2 separate regions of the Homo sapiens genome follow, and region 2 is linked to region 1. Evidence: read pairs that join two places in POLR2A ChIA-PET (ENCODE). Cell type or tissue: Panc1. All regions are shown on one strand. Links, peaks and the distances in the headings refer to the core of each region. The heading gives the core; the rest is flanking DNA. Region 1 has its middle 1.8 kb from the start of HHLA2. Region 2 has its middle 11 kb from the start of IFT57.

Region 1 (2,921 bases), core at 238-2,737:
AGTTGTAAAGAAAATTGTGTAGCTGGTTGCAGTGGGTGCCAATAGTTCTGTGAGAAAGAACCATAACCCTACACAAAGTTCATCTGCACCTACAATTCCCATTACAGTTCTGGTCGCTAGAACACCCAAGCTTAAACTCAACTTCAGAGAAATAAAGACCTCTCTGAATTCCACATGGAAAGTTGGGCAGTGCCCAGCCTCTATGCTGTCATATCATTTAATCTCTCTCTCCCTCAGTGTCACATGCATGGCATGCATGCACATACAACAGATGCTAAGAGTCATGCTTTACTCACTATTGTATCCCAAACAACTACCACTTACTTACTAGCACATAGTAGCTGGTCAATATCTGTTTGCTGAGTGCATGGGAGCAAAAGTTACAAAGTGAACAAAAATTACCTTAGGAGGACAATAAACAGGACCCTTCTGTCTGGAACAAAGGATGCCATCCAAGCCTTGGCACAGCACACAAATCCCCTGATCATATAATCATAGGGCCCTGTCTAGCTTTATAGCCTTTCGGCATTACTCACCACATCAACGTTAACCTCCTGCCACACATGCACACTCAGGGGAGAGGGCAAAGTACATTTGGGGAACTCCCCCTCCTCTTCCCCATCTCTTCCTTGACTTCCTTCTTCTCTAGTCAGAGTCATCCATAGTGAGCCTTCTGCTGCCCACTGGAAACTGGGTTGAAAGCGCCAGGGCTCTTCCTAGAATCCCCAAAGTCACCCACGCCAACGTTTTCTTTTTTGTTTGTTTTTGTTTTTCGTTTTTTTTTTTTTTTTTTTTTTTGAGACAGAGTCTCTTTCTGTCGCCCAGGCTGGAGTGCAGTGGCACGATCTCGGCTAACTGCAAGCTCTGTCTCCCAGGTTCACGCCATTCTCCTGCCTCAGCCTCCCGAGTAGCTGGGACTTTCAACCCAGTTTCCAGTGGGCAGCAGAAGGCTCACTATGGATGACTCTGACTAGAGAAGAAGGAAGTCAAGGAAGAGATGGGGAAGAGGAGGGGGAGTTCCCCAAATGTACCTTGCCCTCTCCCCTGAGTGTGCATGTGTGGCAGGAGGTTAAAGTTGATGTGGTCAGTAATGTCCAAAGGCTATAAAGCTAGACAGGGCCCTATGATTATATGATCAGGGGATTTGTGTGCTGTGCCAAAGGCGCCCGCCACCACGCCTGGCTAATTTTTTTGTATTTTTAGTAGAGATAGGGTTTTGCTGGGGTTCCTGGTTTAGCCAGGATGGTCTCAATCTCCTAACCTCGTGATCCGCCCGCCTCGGCCTCCCAAAGTGCTGGGATTACAGGTGTGAGCCACCGCGCCCGGCCGCCAACTTTTATCATTAATAAGATCTATTATGAAATGAAATCAAAATCAAACTGGGACTTAAAAGATGCAGGCAATCCCTGCTTTCACCTCTGAATCTCCATGGCCATGTAGTTAATGGTACATCACACCACTGTAATATTAGTTTAGGGAAATAGCAGAGCTCCTAAAGCATACACATGAGGAGAGCAGACTCTCACGGAATTTGAAAATAGAAGAATTACATATTTTTTGAAGATTTTTGAAGTTTTAGGAAGAAATGCCGTATGCATACAAACATACCTGTTATGCAGAGATTGTTCAAGCTGAAGGTAAAAATAGAATCACGGTTTTAAATAATATCAATGGCTGAGGAAGGAAAGAACAATTTCTCTGAGATTTATGTCACAGAGAAAGTGGCTATGATATGTATGCCATTATTGAAGACTAGATCAACAGTTTTAGGTTACAAACCTTTCCCTTGCAACATATTCTTCATTTCAGGAAGGGGTACCTGAAAGGAAGTAGGATGAACCATTAGGACCCTATATTAGGGGAACCTGTAGGGCCACTGCTTGCAAGAGCTCAACTGTTAGGCTTTGGGATCTGTTACCATTTCAACACCACTTTTGGTTCTCTTCTGCAAAGTGCCTCCACGATGTCTTCAAGTGACTGGGAGAAGAAACGGCATATGAAATATGGTTAATCCTGATTATATCTATGCACATGTACCTACACTAAGGCTCAGGGGAGAATTTAATGTTGGCATTGAACATTTATTAAGTTGGCAAATGTTCTGAGGAAGTAAAAAGTATAACTGTCATGTAACTTGAGGATGTGAGAGCAGCTACCGGTTGCATCCTCAGATCAAATAGGGCTGAAATTAGTCATCCAACTGGAGTCTTTCAGTTGTCGAAATACTGCAGAAGAAAGTGAATTTAAACTCTAAAGCTGAGAGGTGGACAGACATGGCTAAAATGTAGATCTTAAATTGGTCTGACAGGGAGATAAGGAATTACGGTCCTCATATATTAGGCATTTACTGAATCAGTTCAATCAATATTTATTTCCAGCAAAAAAGTCTCCTAATATTTCAGCTATTAAAAACCTTGAGGTGTTAAACTCACATATTCATTTTCCAAGATGCTAAGTGTGGTGCCTGTCATCATTTGTGCATGTCATGCCTTCCTGGCCCATTGTTGCTGTGAAAGGACATAAAGTAATTTAGGCCTAGGCATTAAAGTGGAATTGGAAGATCAAGAGAGGACTGCACTCATACCTGCTAAATGTTAAGCCACAGAAGGTTCCAACAGACTTGGATAACACCTTAAGTCAGAATCCACTGGACTTCAACATCTCTCAGCTGGGAGTACCCTAATTAACTAACAATTCAGAACAGCTCTGCAATTTAGGATTTCTGTCCAGCCAGTGAATTGCCCCTCAAAACAACTTTTTCAAGAAATCTCCTATTAAAAACCTGAACTTGCCTTAAAGGACACTATTTAGTGTTGCCCTAATTCAGTGTACCTGAATTGCAATTCTTTTTTTCCCAAATATACTCTACTTTCTTTGGCATCTGTGTTGATTTTTTTCTTAGTTAATGTAACAACAGAACT
Region 2 (2,921 bases), core at 131-2,630, 62 kb after region 1:
ATCCCCACACTAGGTTTCTAGCCTGTGGAGTAAGAGCTGTTACAGCGGGAACAGCCAAATGGAAACCTCTGAAACTGCCATCCCAAAGCAGTGAATAAATAACAATATAGTATCACCTGGAGAGGCAAGGCAAATATATGTGACAGCATTAAAGATCTGAAGGATGCAGGAATCGTGGTTCCTATTGTATCTCTATTCAATTTGCTACTTTGGCTCCTTCAAAAACCAGATGGCTCCTGGAGAATGACTGTAGACTATTACAGAATCAACCAAGAAGTATCCTAGTTTGTAGCTATTGTGCCCAGCGTGGTATCCTTGATAGAACAAATATGTCCTCAGATACACATTATGCAGGCACTGATCTAGTGAATGCATTCTATTTAAGCCCAATCAGGAAAGAGGATCAGAAACAGTTTGCATTCACAGGAATAGACACTATCTATTTAAAGTTTTCCTCAGAGCTGTGTTAACTGTCCTGTCCTCTGTCATAACAGAGTCCGAAGAGATTTGGACCTCCAGGACATTCCATAGAACATGACACTGCCCCATTATATCTGTGACATGATGCTGATTGAGTGGGAGCAAGAGGTGATTAGTATGCTAGAGGCCTCGGTAAGACGCGTGCACTCTAGAGCATGAGAAATTAACCCAACAAAGAGTCAGGTGCAGTCACTTCAGTTAAGTTTTGGGGATGCAGTGATTGGGGGCCTGCTGAGACAACCTCTCCAAAATAAAAGACAAACTATTGTATCTTGCATCTCCTACACAAAGAAAGAAGCACAGCATTTTGAAAGCCTTTCTGGTTTCTGGAGGTAACAGATTCCAAACCTAAGAATATTGATCTGGCCCATATATAGGATGATGCAGAAGGCTGCCAGCTTTAAGTGGGAGCCCTTAGACTGCATGGCAGCATAAAGCAAGCACTTCCACCCAAGCTTGCTTCCCTTTACTCTTCACTTGTGAACAGCCTTGCATCAAAATCTGACTGTGGTCCCTTCCCATGTTCTATCCCAGGCAAATAGCCTAATAAAATTTTTACATATCTAATCCCATTTTGGCCTCTGCTTCTTGGAGGACCCAACCTAACATAAATACTTTGAGAAAGGTCACAAAAGATAAAAGAATAAGAAATCACTGCTTTTTTTTTTTTTAAGAGGCTATAGAGGAAACAAAAGGGAGGACTAAAATTTACAGTATGAAGAGAGGATAATTATATAGGGTAGGACAAAATGACGACAGAATATGTGTAGCATTCCTATCATTAAATTTTCTCCAGTTTCAACTGGGGAAGACCCCTTGTCTGGCATGAGGGGTTAATCATAGGGCCATTAGCATGACTTTAGTGGTATTGACTGCAGAGCCAGACAAAGGTGTAAAAGATACAGAATCCAATCAGCCACCATTAAAATATCATTAAGAATTGTGACTCAGCCAGACAGGAAGATTGTTAAATAAATGTTTCAAACAGATAATAAAGGATTAATACAGGAAGTTAGTTGCTGCCTGGGTAGAGGGTTGCAATCTCAAATCACAGGAAAGTAATTTAACTAATTTTATTTAATTAGGTGATTTAAGGGCCAAACTTGAACCTATATGAAAACAATTTAGTCTTAAAACTATGAGCATAATATTCTCCTTTTAATGATGACTATAATAAAGGGTCAGCAAGTCTGTTTCTTGATAGGAAGCACCATCCTGGCTATATGCAGCCACCTTAACTCTTGAATTCTAGTCAGAGATCTCTGGGCTATAAGCAATGTCAGCTTGTTGGATAGTTACTTTACCTTGGTTGTTATTTATTTATTTAAGACAGAGTTGGTTGGTCTTAACTGGTTGTTGCCCAGGCTGGTCTTGAACTCCTTAGCTCAAGAAATCCTCCTGCCTCAGCCTCCCAAAATACTGGGATTATAGGCATGAGGTACCATGCCCAGCCTATCTTGGTCATTATTTATTGATCTGGTAACCTCACCTCATTTCAGATGATAAAACAATTCCCCAGTAGAGGCAGATGTACCAAGAGAGTAGCGCAGTTTATGTTCCAGGGAGCTTTACTTGCATGCTCCCTTCCAAAGTACTGTAGCTGATTTCAAATTCAAAATTTGGTATTTTTTATTAAAAATTATGCCTCCCTCACCCCCACCCCTACCAACTGTATAAGCTTCAAGCCCCACAAAGCCTGAATCTGTCCCTGGCGTTTACACAGCAAGCTAAGAAAACTGAATATTGTCCTGAATAGGGGAACCATGTAAGAATGTCGGGTAGTACAGAGGCATGTCCATATTTGCATTTCAGGAAGATTACTTTGGGAACAATGTAGACAAAAGACTGAAAGAGGGGTAGATCTGGAGGGAAAACTATAAGGAAGCCGTCATTGTATTCCAAGCAAGAATAAAGATCTTTTGCTTTTTATTTTATAAAAAAAGTTGGTGTTTCCTTTGAAAGAGCAAGATCCTCTGAGGCATTTCTAATTTTACTTATAAAAGCTCCCTCTTCCCATTTCAGAAGTATTATTCTTCCTTCAAGAAGCTGAGGAGATTAAAATCTTTCACAGTGTAATAGTCTGTTCTTGCCTTCAGAAAGTAAAATATGAAATTTTCATACTCTACAGTGCTAACTTACTAGCATAAGGAAAATAGCAAGTGTTTGTTTTAAAATAAAATGTCAATGTAATAATAAAAAAAATGAGTTCTTCTGTGACCTTCTTAGCCCAATAAGAGACTCAGATAGTACACACTGTATCCCTGGATGATATGCTCAATATTATCTATTAAAAGTATATTTAGAGTATATATTTCAAGATTAAATACATTTATAGTTCATCTTAAAAAATAAATGTACAGTAATCAAGAAGACTGAGAGAAAGGAAAAGGTGGGTTGTTCTACCAAAGAGCAAATCTTACTCTAAAGCCACAAAAACAGTT

The links. Peaks named below come from ENCODE experiments on the same cell type or tissue, not always from the same donor. Only the 100,000 strongest peaks of a DNase experiment are listed, where the experiment ranks them.
Region 2: POLR2A ChIA-PET joins it to region 1 with 18 read pairs; 7 of 35 experiments call an interaction of 5 or more read pairs at or near these places.

The regions. Positions count from the first base shown.
Region 1 is chr3:108,293,304-108,296,224 of GRCh38, reverse strand. No RefSeq gene overlaps it. Among named protein-coding and RNA genes, the nearest start is that of HHLA2, 1.8 kb to the left of the region's middle. In Panc1, for the core only: no CTCF peak of the experiment used is centred there; no DNase peak of the experiment used is centred there.
Region 2 is chr3:108,231,492-108,234,412 of GRCh38, reverse strand. No RefSeq gene overlaps it. Among named protein-coding and RNA genes, the nearest start is that of IFT57, 11 kb to the right of the region's middle. In Panc1, for the core only: no CTCF peak of the experiment used is centred there; no DNase peak of the experiment used is centred there.